Linked DNA regions of Homo sapiens: region 2 is linked to region 1. The links are chromatin loops, found by intact Hi-C in ENCODE. Cell type or tissue: K562. All regions are shown on one strand.

Region 1 (8,000 bases):
TCTGTTTGTCTTGTTCACCTCTATAGGCCTGGTGCCCGGCTTGCCCGGGTACCTGAGTCTGTGACGGGATGGGTACCTGCCCCTTTCCCGGGGTGGACAGTGCCTGGAATGCTGACAACAGTTTCTTTCCGACATGCAAGCCTATCTCGGGGCCAGGCCCCAGGAGGTGCTGTGGTGAAGGTTTTGGGAATTGGAAGGAGGAAGCAGAGGCTACCTAGCCCCCTGCAGTGGCTGAATAATGGTTCCCAGATGGTGCCAGTGACGCAGTGGGGAGGCTGACAGCTTCTGGGTGCGAATGGCCCCACAATGCGGCCGGGGACCACCCTGCTCACGGCCGGTCAGAGAGCCTGAGGAAGCCGTGTGTTCCCGCGGGCCCTCTCGGTGCCTCGTGGCACCTTACTCTCTACTCCTCTTGTTCTCTAACGTGTTTAATACACTTTCGTGCAGAAAACATAAATAGACTAAACGGTGCTTTATCGCGGGCAGTCAGAGAGGAAGTTTTCTCGAGGCTGTGTCCCGTGAGCAGGCGCCGGTGGGCTCAGCCGCCGGGCCCTCCGAGTAGGGGAAGGCGTGCGTGCGTGCGTGCGGTGGGCGCGGGGAGCCCCGCAGGCCCGAGGGCGCCCCGGCGGGGAAGCGGGCTATCGGAGGCGCGCTGAGCCGGGTGGTGGAGTCCCGCCCGGCTGGCTGTGGGGCCGCGGGGGCGTCCCGTGGGCGGGCTGGGCGTGGCGCCTCCGCGGGTGGCTTCCCCGGGCCGCGGCGGAGGGGCGGCGCCCCCTGGTGGCGGAATGCGACTCCAGGGCGCAAGGGGCCGCCCACCCCGCCTCGCCCACCCGGCGGGGGCCTCCGCGCCTTTTCTGAGAAAGCCAGAGGAAAGGAGCCGAGACCGCAGTCCCCTGGGCCCGTTTCCTCGTCTGTGGAATGGCATGATTATTGCATCTCACAGGGCTGTCGTGAAGATTCAAGGAGCAAATGTATGTAAAGCGCTTCGGATGTCTGGTACATTCTGAGCCTTCAACCCACCTGAGCTGTTGAAACTCTGGGATTCAAGCGATTCGGGTCAAAGAGGAACGGTGTGACACCTGCCTCTGTCCTTTCCAAGGTGGACTCAGGGATTGCATACGTCTCATCCAGAACCCCCAGTCTCTCTTTTGTAAGCTGGCGGTCATGAGATGTAATGAGGAAAAGGTTTAAACAAATGTTGGTCCCTATCTGGGACCTCTGAAGTCACTTTTAATGGATTTGGGGATTTTACAGATTTAAAAAGGGGTGCCTACTGTGGCCCATTTATAGACCTGTGGAGCGAAGAGAAGGAGATTAGTCACACTGGGGGCCGGAGTAGAAGCCGTTTTAAATTAGTTGCCCCGCTCTGCCTTGAGACTGAGACTTTCTGACTCTCAGTTTCACCCTTGGGTTCCAGCACCCAGATGAGAAGAGAGAGAAGGTGGAAGAGGAAGAGAGGGAGGGGATAGAGCAGCGGCCACCACCTCTCCCTGAGAGGGCGCAGAGTGGGTGGTTCCCCCCAGGTGAGCAAGGTGGGGGCCCCGTGGGTGTGCTGGGTAGGGGTGGAGTGTGCTGGGAGCACGCGGGAGGACTGCGCCTCTGCTCCTCGGGGTGTGGCGCGGCCCACTCAGGAGCCCCTTCCAGTGTAGACTCCAGGAGGGTACTCTGAGCTAGGAATGCCTTCCTGAGCGTGGTTGGTGGGGGCTCTAAGGCCATTCCTCCAGGCCCTGAGGGGGCAGAGAGACACGTGAGCACTAACCCAGGAGCCGGGACTAGGCTGAGCCCACTACTCACAGCCTGGGGTAAGCCAGCCTCAAGACCCTCCAGGATGGTCTCAGCCTGCATCCGACTGCCTCTCCTGCCTGACCACTGCGCTCCTTCACAGGCCTCTGGCCGGCGAGTTCTCAAGATGTGCAAAGGTTTCCTGCTTCCTTACCTTTGCACACCTTTGCTTATTCCTTTTGCCCAGAAAGTCTTTCCCAGCACATTTGACTCTCTTGAATTCCAGTCTCTCCCGCATGGCTAGGATCAAGCCCGTTCTCCCATCGCTCATCAAATGAACTCAGAGCATAGTACTTTGCCCTGTGTTAAGGTCTTGTCTTAGCTCTGGATTATATGTCCTTGAAGGGTAGGGACCATGTGTTTGTCACCACCTGTCCTTATACACATCAGGTAGTACATAAATCAAGGGAGGCGTGAGGGACAACTGGAAGGAGCCTCGTTTTCTCCATGTACAGGATGGGACTAGTCATAGTGGCCGCACAGGGCTGTGGGAACTCTGGTGCGATTCTGCCATGAGTCACCCCATCTCCTCCTTGCCTGCAGGGTCTCGCTCCATCAGCTGTCCTCTTGGACCCCGCAGCCTCCCCATCCTGTGGCCTTTTGCCCCAGCAAATCTCTCCTCTCTGAAGCCATCCTTTCCTTGACCCTGCATCTCTCTCAGCCACCACCCCATCTCTGCCTCCTCTGAGCAAAATCGTCTTTCCCACCTCCCCAGCCCTCTGCAGACTGCCTCGGCCTTGCCTGGGCATCATCCCCTCAGCTTCAGGGACCCACAATTGGTGCTTCCTCCATTGGGAAATCTTTCCAGACTGTGCTTCCCAACCCCGACAGCCCCGCAAAGCTGGTTTAAGTGTCCCGGTGAGCAACTGTGTCCACCTAGGTTCACTACCCACAGTAGAGGGTTTTAGTGCTCAACCATATCTGCTCTTTTCTTCTCCTGAGCACACAGAATATTCTGTTCCGCTCTTGCGGCAGCTAGGCTGGGAGCAGAGTGAAGAGCGTTACTTTGGGACAAAGCATTGCTTAGCAGTGCGGGATCTTCCAGGACTTTCTTCCCCTGCCCCATCCATCATGGCAGCTTATAATGAAATGGAGGTACCTCAGGTTCCAAACAGTCTGAGTTACTGAGACACTGGTTGGGGGGGCTCTCAGGCCAATCCTCCAGGCCCTGAGCAGGCAGAGGGGCACTACTGAGCCACTGACCTGAGAGTCACCCAGATCACCACAGGTTCTGTGAGCGAGATACCATCTTTTGTTGTGTCAAGTGACTAAGATTCGAGAGGTTTGTTACCACAGCATAGCCAAGCCTTTCCCCACTGATTTACTGATTAAAGAAGTGTTTTAAATGGGTTAATGGCTTGGTAAACTGTAAAGATCTGTGCACATTTTAGTTATTATTATTGCTGTCAAGTTGTAGCAGGGCTGGAGACATGATGTGGCTGGAGAGTGGAGGAATGGCCAGGGTATGCCATGGAGAAAAACTTCCTCTCATTTATGATTTGCCAAGGGCTTTTCCAGGATCTGTTTCCATATTTAATCTCTGATGAAAGGTTATAATGAATCTGGTGTCTGGTGCTACTGGCAGGAGATGGACCTTTCTTCCAGGTATTTACTTCCTGTGGTTGCGAAAGATAGGATGTATTTCTTCTGGATTTGCTGCAATATAATATTTTAGTATCAATTTGATACTGACTGGCTTCAGCCTCCAGCTTAACTGTATCTCTCCATCTTTGAGAGTGGTTGAATAAAATCACAATATGGCTTTGTTTCTTGAGCAAGAATCTGCTAAGCAGTCACCAGATGGAGCTGTTCCCTTGAAGGTCTGTGTGCAGGATTCTCAGGGCCTTTTCTTCTCAAAACCCTTCCCTCTTTGTCTCTTTTCTCCACAACTCTCTTTAACTCATGGTGCTATAGGGATAAATTGGCCCTGTTTAATGAATAGTTGTGATGTTGTTGCTAGTTGAATAGAAGGTAAGTAAATGAACTGTTACCTGGTTCTTTTGCCTTTGTTACCCACCTTAATGGCCCTCAAGAGATTCCCCCACTTCCCTCCCATGGGCCAGTGAACATCAGTGGGAAAAGAGGGGCCTCCCCACCATTTTAGTCCATGCTGACTCTTCAGAATGACTCAGCTGGGGCAATTGGGCTGGACCAGAGAGAAGTGGACAGCCTGGTTTGAGTCTAGACCTGGCCAGCTATTATCTATGTGAAATTGGCCACAATGGTTGCTTCCTCGGGATCAGATTCCTCACCTTTACATGGGGCATCCATCATGGAGGATCACCCCAAAGGGCTTTGGGCCAAAGGATAATTGATAGAGATACGGTATTTAGTTATCACTGTATTTGCGCTTTTTCCAAGAAGGGTAAAAGAAGGATTGAATAAAAAAGGTTCCTGCACACTCTTCCTTTTCCGGCTTTTTTGTTCAGCCCTTGAGGAGCGGGATTCTGTAGGGAGAGGGAGTGGTGCAGAGGAGTGGGCTTCCTAGGACTGGGGCCGGGAGAGGGCATAGCCGCGAGTGTGCACAGGGAGGTGGGCCTAACCCTGGGGTCTCGGCTTTGTAGGGTTTCCAGGCTCAGGTGAGAAGCAGGGCCATTAAACAGCCTCAAATGGGAAAGGGACCAAAGACCCACAATGGCACCCTTGAATGCGTAGGCATCCAAGGACCTTCAGATGGCTCTAGGAGCCAGACCCAAGCATGGTTGATATTGAATTTCCAGCCAGACAGTAGGATGGGGGGTTTGAAATCAATAACTGATTTAAAGAAATAAGTGATTTTTTTCTTTTTGCACATCCAAGCTTGTGAAGTGAGAATGTCTCTCTCAGTACTGATAAGGGCCTCATATAAATGTGAGCTCTTGGATTGTTTTTCATGCCCATTGACTCTTAGTTGCAGCCATCCAAAAAATCAGATTCACAGGCATCTCTTCACCTTGTTATCCTTCACTCACCTTTGAACATACCAAAGGCCTATCGAGCCTGTAAATTTCTCAGTGGCCTAAGCACAAATGGGCATACCCCAGGCTCTATTGCACTGACAGCCCACCTCACAGGATTTGGGAACTACCCACATCAATCTCATGAGGGGGCCGTTAAAAGAGCCATTCCTGGGTCCCCATTAGACCCACAGAAGTAGACGCTGGGGCTGGGTGGAGGGTGTTGGGAATTTGCATCCTCTGTGAGTGTCACACACTCAAGAAAGTTTGTTAAGCTTTGCTCTAGAAGTGAAATGAAAGTGACACTATTATATTCCCTGCTGACAGCTGAAAAGAAAGATTTTCTTGGGAGTAGTAGTACTGGTTGTGACCATGTGATCAATTTGATTATGATATTAATTCTGTTTTGTGCCATGGACATAGCTGTTTGCGTCCAGCTCCGCTTCTGGATATAAACCCAAGAGCAGTGATGCGGCCTTCTCAGAGCCCAGCAGAACTTCACTGAAGGAATAAGCAGTGTCTGGTACTTGCCTGATACCAGGCTAATGGGTTGACAGTTGCATTACCTCTAATCTCCATGGCCATGGGCCCCTGGGGTCTATGTCATGAGCACTTCCTCTGTTTACAAGATGCAGGTGCCGGCAGGGCGCAGTGGCTCATGCCTGTAATCCCAACACTTTGGGAGGCTGAGGCGGGAGGATCACTTGAGGTCAGGAGTTTGAGACCAGCCTGGCCAACATGGTGAAACCCTGTCTCTACTAAAAGTACAAAAATTAGCCAGGTGTGGTGGCGCAGGCCTGTAATCCCAGTTACTCTGGAGGCTGAGGCAGGAGAATCGCTTGAACCAAGGAGGCAGAGGTTGCAGTGAGCCAAGATTGTGCCACTGCACTCCAGCCTGGGTGACAGAGCAAGACTCCATCTCAAAAATAAAATACAAATAAAAATAAAATAAAATTAAAAAGTGCAGGTGCTGTCTGTTCTCTGACAGATGTATATGACAACATAAATTCATGACCAAGTTACCTCAATAGCAAAATTAGAATATTTTAATAGTAATATAATAGAATAAAGGTTTGGGAGTGCAACCAATCTTCTAGAACCTGAAGGTTGGCATTCATTGTTCATAAACTCAGCTGAAGGCAGTGCCTTCCAAATGTGGTTAAATTGCCATGGGAAAGACCAGGGTTAGTTGCAGGGCATCATTTTCCAAGCAGAACCATTTCAAATGCTAAAACTGGCCCCTGAGGTTACATTGAGCCTCCCTTCCTGAGTGAGATGTTTGGAAATGAGGTGGCTTTGGAAATAAGCTTGTCTGTAACAGTGGTTTCCACAAAGACTTCAGTCTCATGGCATTGGACTTTGTTTGGACATTGACATAAATATTTTGGCATATCACCATATGAGGCTTTTCCAGAGGTGGCTTCCAGTATGCTTCTGGAGGGGGTCTTCCAAGAAGGGTGGCACTTAAGGGTCATGAATGGCCATGACCCATGCCCAGCTGTTCCAGAGGACATGGGGAGACAGAGCTGTCTGGCAAAGGGCCAGGTGCAGAGTCAGTCTGGGGGCCATGGATGGCATGGATAGTCAGGTCAGGATCCTTCATGCCAATCTGTGGCTTCTTGCTGTCCCCACCTCTCCTCCTGCTCTCACCAACTCCCACACCCCCAGTCCCACACTGCCCACCGAGCACACCCTGGGAGAAGGCCCTAATGTAAATGGAGGGAGGTGAGGTAAGAGCTGAGGGAAGCTCCATGGAGAACCCTGATTAGCATTGCTTTGCACAAAGTCGGTCTCCAATAAATATATTTGTTGATGAATGACCTCCTTCGTTGGCTTCTGTCTCTCAACATCTATCACGTAGCAGCTGTGTCTCTCAACCCAGGCACCCACCTCTCTGGAGGCAGTGAGAAGAGGCTGAGAAAATGGGAATGGTATGAGCATGTCTGAAACCAGGAAAGCCAACCTGACTGGCTGTTTTGTGGGCCGCAGCTTGCCATCCAGCTTGGTGACAGTGGACATCCACTCTGCTTCATCACTTGCTTTGCTGACATCTCTTCTGCCTCTCTACTCCTCGGAATACGGGCTGAAGTCCAGACAGGGAAGTGCATGTGAAGCCACCTCATCTGCTGCCAGGGAGATGTGGGAGGTTCTTCCCATTACTCTGAGATGAGGGGGTCTCGTCCCCACATTGAAGGGGTGGGAGGTTGGGCATCAGGACCTTTTCATAGGCCTTCCTTGGGTCTTCACTGTGTTGTAGCTTCCTCAGTTTGAAACGTACCCCAGAAAGACAGGGATAACATGTGAGGATCTAAGGACAGAAAGTCCAGGGTTCATATGGACAGCACTTAGATGACCCATCCTTGGGGTTTCTCAGTCCCTGCTCTGGTGCCTGCATGCAGGTAATGGGCAGAGACTGTACTTCCCAACATGGCAGCATCCAGAATGGCCTCTAGGTACAGGAAGTGAGGGTCTGAGGGGGAGGGAGCCAGCCCCTCCCGTAGTCTGTGCTGATGCCAAACCCAGGTGTGAAGGGGGTTACAGCCAGTCTCCCCAGTCTCCCAGTGGCTCTGGCTATTAATAACTCAGCCACTTCCTTCTTCCTTTCACCCCTGCCACTCTGCAGGGTGTGGGCAGTCAGCGGGAGAGTGGAGCTGCCTGGCAAGAAGGGCAGATACCCTTTTTCTCTCTCTGTTTAGGATTCCCCCCAGGGCTGGTGAGGGGCCTGGCTGCCTCAGTGGGCATCCTCAATGGAGGACTCAACACTGAAGTGAGCCTGGGCATCTGGGGGCCTCTTCCAAGGGGCCAGGGAAGACTCAGCCCCCCAGTTCTGGCCCACACAGCCCGGGTACACAGTGGCCCTTAGGAACTGTGGGGAGGACTCTGGGAGGAAGAGGTAGGGAAGGCAAATGAGGACTGGGGTTTTCTTTCTTGTTTAAAAATACAAAAAGGAAATGACGTGTTAACATTAGTGAGTATAGGCAGGTGTGGAAGAGTCAAGGTCCACTCTCTGGAGCAGGGCAGTGGCCCAGGGTGGGGTCAGATGAGGCCTGCCGCCTTCTGCACGTTGTACTCCTTGTTCTTCTTCACCCTCCAGCTGATGAAGCAAAGCAGCAGCATGCCCAGCGCCTTGTAGCCCATCTGCAGGCCCAGGTACCTGTGGGCAGGAGGAGGCAGGACTGGTGAGGGAGGGGGCTCTGCAGCCCACATCCCAGGGCCAGGACCACTGGGAAGAACCACATCATTCCCACGCTGGCCCGCGGAAGGTGTGGGCACCATCCAGGT
Region 2 (8,000 bases), 280 kb after region 1:
TAAAGAAAATGGAGAAAGTATGTGACCATTTTGAGTATCAGCTGATCATTAACCTTAGCAGATATTAGCACTGGTGGGATCCAGAGGCCACACCATGTCTGGTTATCATTCTGCCTTACTTAAGAGTAACAGATGAAGCACCATGGTACAGTCATGCCCATCTCTCTGAGGATAAGGAACTGAATGTTTTACACTCCTCACTGGCTAGCTGTGGTAGCCTAGGTGGCCAAGGGTCCAATCTCCTTATATCAAATATATAATGACTACATTGGAGTAGAGAGTCTCTGAAATCTCCTTTGTCTTTAACATTACATGGAAGTTGGTATATAACTGAATATAGTAGAACTGAAAATTGTACCAAAACACTAAAGCTGAAAGATGCTAACTCTTCTTTCTTAAAATGTCTATTCAAATGTAGTGCAGCTTTTTTATTGGCATGTACCCAGACATTAGCCAATTCAACTCACTTGTTGGCCTTAGGTGTTTTCATAACACTCAGCACTGATTTCAATTGGGAAATTTATTAAAAGAAAGTTTAACAAAGAGGCTGAGAGAACAGGTCTGCATCCTAGCTGCACCACTTAGCTATCTGATCTTGACAAGCTAGATTCTCTGAAGCTCAGCTTCCTTTTCTGAAAATGAAGACAATGAGAGAACCCATTGCCTAGGGTTGCTGTAGGGATTAAACAGGTGTAATACCTATCAAGCACTTAGAACACAGTAAGCACTGAGGGTTTGCGAGGTTTTTTTAAAGTATATTTCCCCCCCCCATCTTAGATACTAACCAATTCTACCTACGTGACCTTGTAAATTTGGGTCACTGTAGCTTTGTGGAACTTACAGTGAGTGGGTTGGACTAAACTTGTAAGGAGAACTCTAAAATTCTTTGATTTATGACCTAGCATGCTGGAACTCTTTCATATCCACTCGATTTCTTCAGTAACAGATAATTCAAAACCAAAAAGAACTAACTTTGCTAAGTACCCACATACGGTATTCTAAGTTTTAGGCTAGATTTAATGAACCGTAAAAAACAACAAACCTCTGAAACAGGTATTATGCCCATTTTACAGATGAAAAAACTAAGCCTCAGAGAGGTTAAGTAACTTGTATCAATATCCTGAAAAGAGCAGAGCTGCCATTCCAACCCAGGTCTATCTCACCCGAGAGCAATGCTTCTGCATAAAAGTAACTTGATAAGGGAAACACAGTTAACATAGTTACTCAGAAGTCCCAACAGATTTTTCTTATTTCTTTACCTCTTCAACCATTTTAGCACTATTCCTAATGGAAAACATCTTAGCAATTCTGACAAAAGATTTGAGAAAGCATGGACTGAATGAGGCCTGAGTGAGATTCTTGGCTACCAACCATCTGGGATTATCTCAAAACTTCACCTGCCAGTGCTCTTTTCTCACTTGCAACTATAATCATGAGTTGGACATACTTAAATCTGTGAAAAAACAACAAACTCTATTTTTCACCTTCTCACATACATGTAAAACATATTTTGGTAAATAAATTCCTTACTTTTGTAGCACATTTTCCTTCGTTTAAAATTTAAGACGGTAAAATTTTTTGAAGAATTTACTGTCAAGTTGAGCTGCATTAGTATCATAACTTCAGAATCTACTTTGCCAGTACAGGAAAGCTCTACCCGAAACACTGTTTAAAAAAGATAAGAAAAATATTTTACATTTTCTAAAAATCAACATTAATGCCCCAAAATGATTCTTTTAAACATTTTAGAATTACTTATTTTTGCTGCAAGAAAACTAAAAGTAATACATTTAAATAAAGTAACTAAACAAAAGTTTTTAGAGATCTTCAGACTACCACACCTCTAGACATTAAGCATTTAATTCATTATGGATATAAAAGTTAGTATTAAAGAACAAACCAAGACATCAATGAAGAGATAATTGTTTTCAACTTCTGCTCATTGTTTTTAATACACCACTTTGTCTCATAAGTCCTGCTATTCCAGTACACTAAAACTGAAGGATCATAAGGCAAACCTTAACAGACACATCAGCAATAGTAACAACAGAAATTACATGATCAAATGGAAAGACAACTCACTACCAAAATGCAAGTATGTCTGCTCTTAATAAAAAGATTAAATATAAACCTGTAAATGAATCTGATAAATTGTCAGCTATCACCTTTCTCAACAGAAATTGATTTTAATCCATAATTGTAACAATGGGATAACAGACTTCAGTGCATATAATTTTTTTCCCCAATCTTTAAGATTCTTTTCCTACAAATTTAAAACCTATCATTCTACCATCTGTATGACTGCATTAAAGATATGGGCATTTCTAAATTCCTTTACTGCCCATAAAAATTTAAGCAGCCCTCCTGTGCTTTATTTAAGCTTAATGTATGTCACTGATAACAGTGAATATGACTGCCAGAAAAAGTTTCACAACACTATTGTGGCTGATACTTTCAATTTTTAAAAATATCCATTTCTTACAAATACCACAACTTCAAGAGCCTAAGAAGTTAGCTCAAAAGCAGTTAAATTGGTGTAAATAATACACTTATTCATTTACTCAGACTGTACTGAGTGCCTATCCTGCACCATACTCTATGCTATGCATCAAGGGAATTGCTAGATATGTAATCAGTGCAAAAACAGTTAAATATAAGGTTCTAAGGGGTAGGAAGAATAGAAGTTAACAAATGAAAGAAGAGAAGGTGGCAGAAAAAAGACAGTGCAGATCTTGAGTCTTGCAGAATGAGTAGGATGAATAGAAAGGAGTTCACGAGCAGAAAGAGGAAAAGATGATCCCAAATACTGAGACCAGCACATGCAAAGGCTTGAAGATCAGAACTGCATGTAGTCTGGAACTGCTACAACTCTGGGGCAAGTGCAGCAACAAGGCTAGACAGGCAGGCAGGGGCAGATGGTAAAGGATCCAGGACACAAGGTGGTGAGTCTGGAATGTTCAGTTGATGGGAGTGGAGAGCACTGATGGGCTTCACGTCACAGGGTCAAACATGACCGTGCAAAGATCATCTGGGCCACAGGGTGAAATGTGGTGCCTAATCAAAGGGAAACAAGATCAGGCACAGGGACTCATGTGGAGGTAAGTACCAGCAATGCAGAAAAAGAGACAGGGAGGGCGGAGCACAGAGAGTTCCAGAAGGACAGAAAAGAGAGAATGGTTTAAGAACACAGTGCAAATATTTACAAAAATTACTTTTCACAGTACTCATACATCTTATGCCTATCAAGTAATACACACTACACATCAGTAAACTTCTGTTTTGGGGCCATAGGGGATGCAGTTGAAAAAGTATGTTAACTCTGTCTTTGAAGACTCTTACTTACCTGATAAAGTGCGTGGAACTTCCCCCTGAACAGAAATGTTGACCTGGGGCATATCCATTGCCAAAACATTGTCCACTTGGAATCCCAGCTTATATTCAACCTGTAAAATAGACAAAAATAAACAAAATGGACCTGTGATAACAAGAAGGATACTATCAGCTTGACTTCATTAATTGGCTCATTAATCAATGGATGAGCCTTTCATATGTACAAATAATCTAGCTATAAAAAAATGCAAATTGTCAGAAACAGTCCTAAGAATTTTCAATTGGATAAAAATTCAACCAAGTAAGCCACCCTCTATTTTAAGTCCACAACAGGACCACCACTCTTCCATAAAACCTGCCATCTAGGGTCAGAAATCCTGCTGAGAACTATGCAGCACTGACAGAGAGGCCATGGAGAGCCAGATATGAAGAACCAAAGCGGTGAGATATGTAACTGACAGACCATAAATAGCTACCAATGCCTTCTCTGGTTGATAAATGAAAGCCAAGCTCGGAGGGCCTCCTTGTGGCTGGTGGAGGAAGGTCTGCTCTGCAGACCCACTCACACAATAAGCAGATTCCAAGGTAGATTTCTCATAGAATATCTAAGTCACATCCTCTAGTCTTGCTCTCACCAAAAAGAAAGTTCATGTTTAGATCCCCATTTGACCTCTGGATCTACTTCTTAAGTGATTCAGAATCCAGAAGGGAAGACAGGCAACCCATGAGATGTCTCTAAAACACCAATGTTATCTATCAATACTTGGCCTACCCAATGTGGCTTAACAGAACCAATCAGCATCAATAATTAAGGCTCTGTTGCTATGGAGAGTTCATGAAAGAAGCAGCTCAAACTGCAAAGCAATAGCTGAAATTCAGAATGGCTGCCAGCATCAAGACTTTCAATGAAGCCCTACAGTTCACATCACTCTCTGCCCTGCCCACAGGTTCTTGATAACTATGGTATCCCTCTCTCATTCAGTGGTCACAAAAGGTATCATTGGTGGCAGACTGAGATTTGCAGAGCCACGAGGCAGCAGGTTGGGAAAAGAGTGAGAAGAAAGATGTTCGATAAACCATTCTTCAAGAAACTTAACTAGAAGAATGGGAGACAGATGGTGAAGTGGGGGGTGTTCCAAAGCTTTTCTTTGTTTTTAGATGAGATATTCAAATATGTATATATGCTAGTGAAAAAAGCTAACGAAATGGTACATAATAAAGATGAAAGAAAAGAGGGAAAGAGTATCATCCCAGATATAAGGGAAGGGATGGCCCTTACGCTTGGGCTAAGGTGGAAGGCGTTGTTACCCATGAATAAGAAGGGCTCAGTCCAGAATTTGATTCCCCTTGGGGTTTCTCCTTTCACACTCTATTTAAAGTGTCTTAGCTAAACACTGTAGGGGTATGCAAACATTAAACTCTTCCTTTGCAGTTAAGATAGGTACGTAAACAACTGTTAAAGGCTGTGTTTGATAAGTGCCACATTCCCAACAAAGGAAATGTTCTTGCTGCAGCACATCAGTGACTTCGAGGTACCTTGGCTAGGAAGTGTTCACATTCACCTTAGCATATCACAATACCATTGCTGCCACCAGGGGGTGCTAGAGAGCCACAGCCAAGCAAGTTTGGGCAGGGAATGAGCAAGCTCTCCAGCAATACATCAAAGAATGCATTATACATCCCTACACCGATGCTATCTCTGAACAGGACCATACATGAAGGGTAGGTGCACAAAAGAAATCAGCACCGCCAGCAAGAACTGGGTTTGGAACCATGAGACCATGTGACTCTTAGGTAAATTTGTAACTTCTCTGAGTTTCCATATTTTGTAAAATAAGGGTAATACATGTTATGAGGATCAAATAAGATCATTAATGCAATACATACTGTTAGCCTGGCACAAGTCTCCTCTGACATCAGCAGCATCAGCAGTCATTCCAGAACAGCTACCTTATTGCCATGCTGCACTTCTCCATAATCATCAGCCCACTGCTGGCCCCAGGGATTCTGACACAAACCCTCCTGGGTCTGTCAAGAACACTGTTGCAGGCCTTCTGTTTTTTCCCCATTCTGAGAACCTCCCTATTCAGAACAGCCTCCTACACTCTCTGCCTCTTCACAAATGTCTTCCCACCTTCTCCCACAACCTGGCTTTCCTCAGAAGTCATCTGTTCCCCTTCCTATCATTCAGTTCCTACAACACCTGACCCTCAGGGCCTAGACAGTAGGGTCGGCACTCTTTAGGATCACTAGGTCCTTCCCAGACATCCCTTCCTCATGCCCTCATGCAAATCCCCTCTACTTTGAAGTTTATAACTTCTTTTTTTGAGACCGAGTCTCACTCTGTCACCCAGGCTGGAGTGCAGTGGCGTGATATCGGCTCGCTGCAACCTCCACCTCCTGGGTTCAAGCGATTCTCCTGCCTCAGCCTCCCGAGTAGCTGGTGGGACTACAGGCACACGCCACTATGCCCAGCTAATTTTTGTATTTTTAGTAGAGACGAGATTTCACCATGTTGGCCAGGATGGTCTCGAACTCCTGGCCCCAAGTGATCCACCTGTCTTGGCCTCCCACATTGCTGAGATTACAGGTGTGAGCCACCGCGCCCGGCCGAAGCTCACAGCTTCTACTCATAATGGCTACTTCTCATGCCATCAACACCAATAAGCCACACAGGACTTGCAGAGGCCTTGGTCTCCTGCCATGTTCTCCCTGGCTTCAATATTCAGTATTCAATATCCTGACACGCTAAAGAATTACTTCACTACCAAAACAAATGCAAAAATGCCATTCTATCAAAGATCCCATCACCACCTCTGATTCCTACAAAACTAGTTCTCTGATTCCATCACTCCAAGTCAGCCAACATTTATGAGGCACATTTATGAGCCAGGTGCTGTGTTCATAGCAGGATGCAGCAGCCAGTTAAAGCCACTTCCCTTCTCTCCAGTATAGCCGTGAACACCTAGTTTCATGTTCTCCACAGCCCAAGCCCTAAAGAAGGCAACATTACTGACAGTCATATTGGCACCTTCAGCTGGTTGACTCCTTCCAAACCCTCAAAGGGCAGCTCTAGCATCCTGACCACCCCTTCTTACTCTACTCCTGCTGCTCAGCACTGCTGAAGGAAATCCATCCTACAGAAAAGGAGCTCTTACACAACAATGACCTCCAGTCTCAGGGGAGGCCCTTAGTTCTACTCAGCAATCCCTTCCTCACTGACCCTCTTTTCCCTCGTCTTATTCCAACCTTACAGGCCTTCCCCACCTCCTCACACTCAATGTTTTTGTCCCTTTCCACTAGTACAGAGGAACCCCATTTCTGCCTTTCTTTTCAACACCCCGGCAGATCTATTAGAGCATCTATTCTTTTCATTCTAGTCCCAAGGAAAGGTCCATTTTCCTCTCCAAATGTAAATCCTTCAATCCTAGTACACTAGGGTTCTAGCCCATTTCACCACTGATGGGATATCTTAATCGTCAATTTCTCTCACTCTCTTTTACCTTCAATCCCTCTCAAGTGTCCAATTACCTACTAGGCAATTCTATCTAATTATCCTACAGCCTTCCAACTTAACAAATTCAAAGCCACACTTACTATTTCCCCAGAAACTTGCTGTCTCCTTTATTCTAGGTCTCAGTTATCACAAGGAGAGAAGGAGCAGACCAGAGACCAGAACCCCAAAGTAAGCAGAGAGGGCCTGGCAAAGGGGTCCAGGGCCATAACTGCAGTTAAAAAAGCAGCTAAGACTGGCGCCTGAGCATCTCAGTGTGGCAAGGTGAAAAGGAGGAGAGAAGGGAAGGAAATGAGGCTGTGAGTGTAGCTGGCCAATGAGGGCACAGGGAGAGGTGCAAAGGGCTGAGGAGGAGATTTGAGAAGGCAGCCCCTTTGGTCCTATCAGCAGCTTAGAGGAATATGAAGCATGAAACTGTGGAAGCCTCCTTGCTGGCTCCTTTTTTGAGGAACTGTCTAAAAATGGGAGGCATTCACAAGGTAGTTCTCTTTTCCCTCTGCAGTCTTTAAGATATAAATTTTAAAACTGCAGTTTCTGGGATTAGAGAAGAAATTGCCAATTATTGAAGTCCAATTTTCTCTAGTTTGGCATGTATCGATCTGTAAGGACTCTCACTTGCCAATCATCCTTTAAAGAAACAGATCTGCTCAAAAGTTAAATGTACAGTCTACTGGGACAAAGAAATTTGAACAGCAGTTGTTTATCAGAATGTAGAGTGAGCCAAAATACTTCAGAAAAGAAACTACAGGCTAGGCGTGGTGGCTCACACCTGTAATCCCAGCATTCTGGGAGGTCAATGCAGGTGGATCACTTGAGGCCAGGAGTTCAAGACCAGCCTGGCCAACACGGTAAAACCCCGTCTCTACTAAAAATACAAAAATTAGGTGGGCATGGTGGTGGGCACATGCTACTCGGCTACTCGGAGGCTAAGGCAGGAGAATCACTTGAACCTGGGGGGCGGAGGATGTAGTGAGCCAAGATCGCACCACTGCACGCCAGTGTGGGTGACAGAGTGAGACTCAGTCTCAAAAAAAAAAAGAAAAAGAAAAAGAAAATAAAAGGAAAGGAAAAAAAAAGAAACAAATTACCAAAAATATCAACATTTGAATAAACTGAAAAATAAACATTTTTGCTTATGTTCCCTTACTTGGAAACA

Evidence for each region. A loop is a pair of places that touch in the nucleus more often than their neighbours do. Peaks named below come from ENCODE experiments on the same cell type or tissue, not always from the same donor. Only the 100,000 strongest peaks of a DNase experiment are listed, where the experiment ranks them.
Region 2: a loop joins it to region 1, with 20 times the contacts of the local background. A loop is called at or near these places in 52 of 110 quality-filtered maps.

The regions. Positions count from the first base shown.
Region 1 is chr3:133,926,959-133,934,958 of GRCh38, forward strand. It overlaps SLCO2A1 (solute carrier organic anion transporter family member 2A1), which reads right to left. Exons shown (of 14, transcript NM_005630.3): 14 at 5,743-7,872. The coding sequence ends at 7,755. C3orf36 (chromosome 3 putative open reading frame 36) reads right to left here and starts at 2,854. Exons shown (of 1, transcript NR_161373.1): 1 at 1,187-2,854. RefSeq lists a silencer at 483-1,012. In K562, CTCF peaks have their summits at 776 (motif pointing left) and 3,590 (motif pointing right); DNase peaks (open chromatin) are centred at 733 and 3,603; H3K4me3 peaks cover 829 bases; H3K27me3 peaks cover 3,435 bases.
Region 2 is chr3:134,208,165-134,216,164 of GRCh38, forward strand. It overlaps RYK (receptor like tyrosine kinase), which reads right to left. Exons shown (of 15, transcript NM_002958.4): 3 at 3,344-3,443; 4 at 1,531-1,665. Among named protein-coding and RNA genes, the nearest start is that of RYK, 39 kb to the right of the region's middle. In K562, CTCF peaks have their summits at 3,850 (motif pointing left) and 4,923 (motif pointing right); DNase peaks (open chromatin) are centred at 3,837 and 4,937.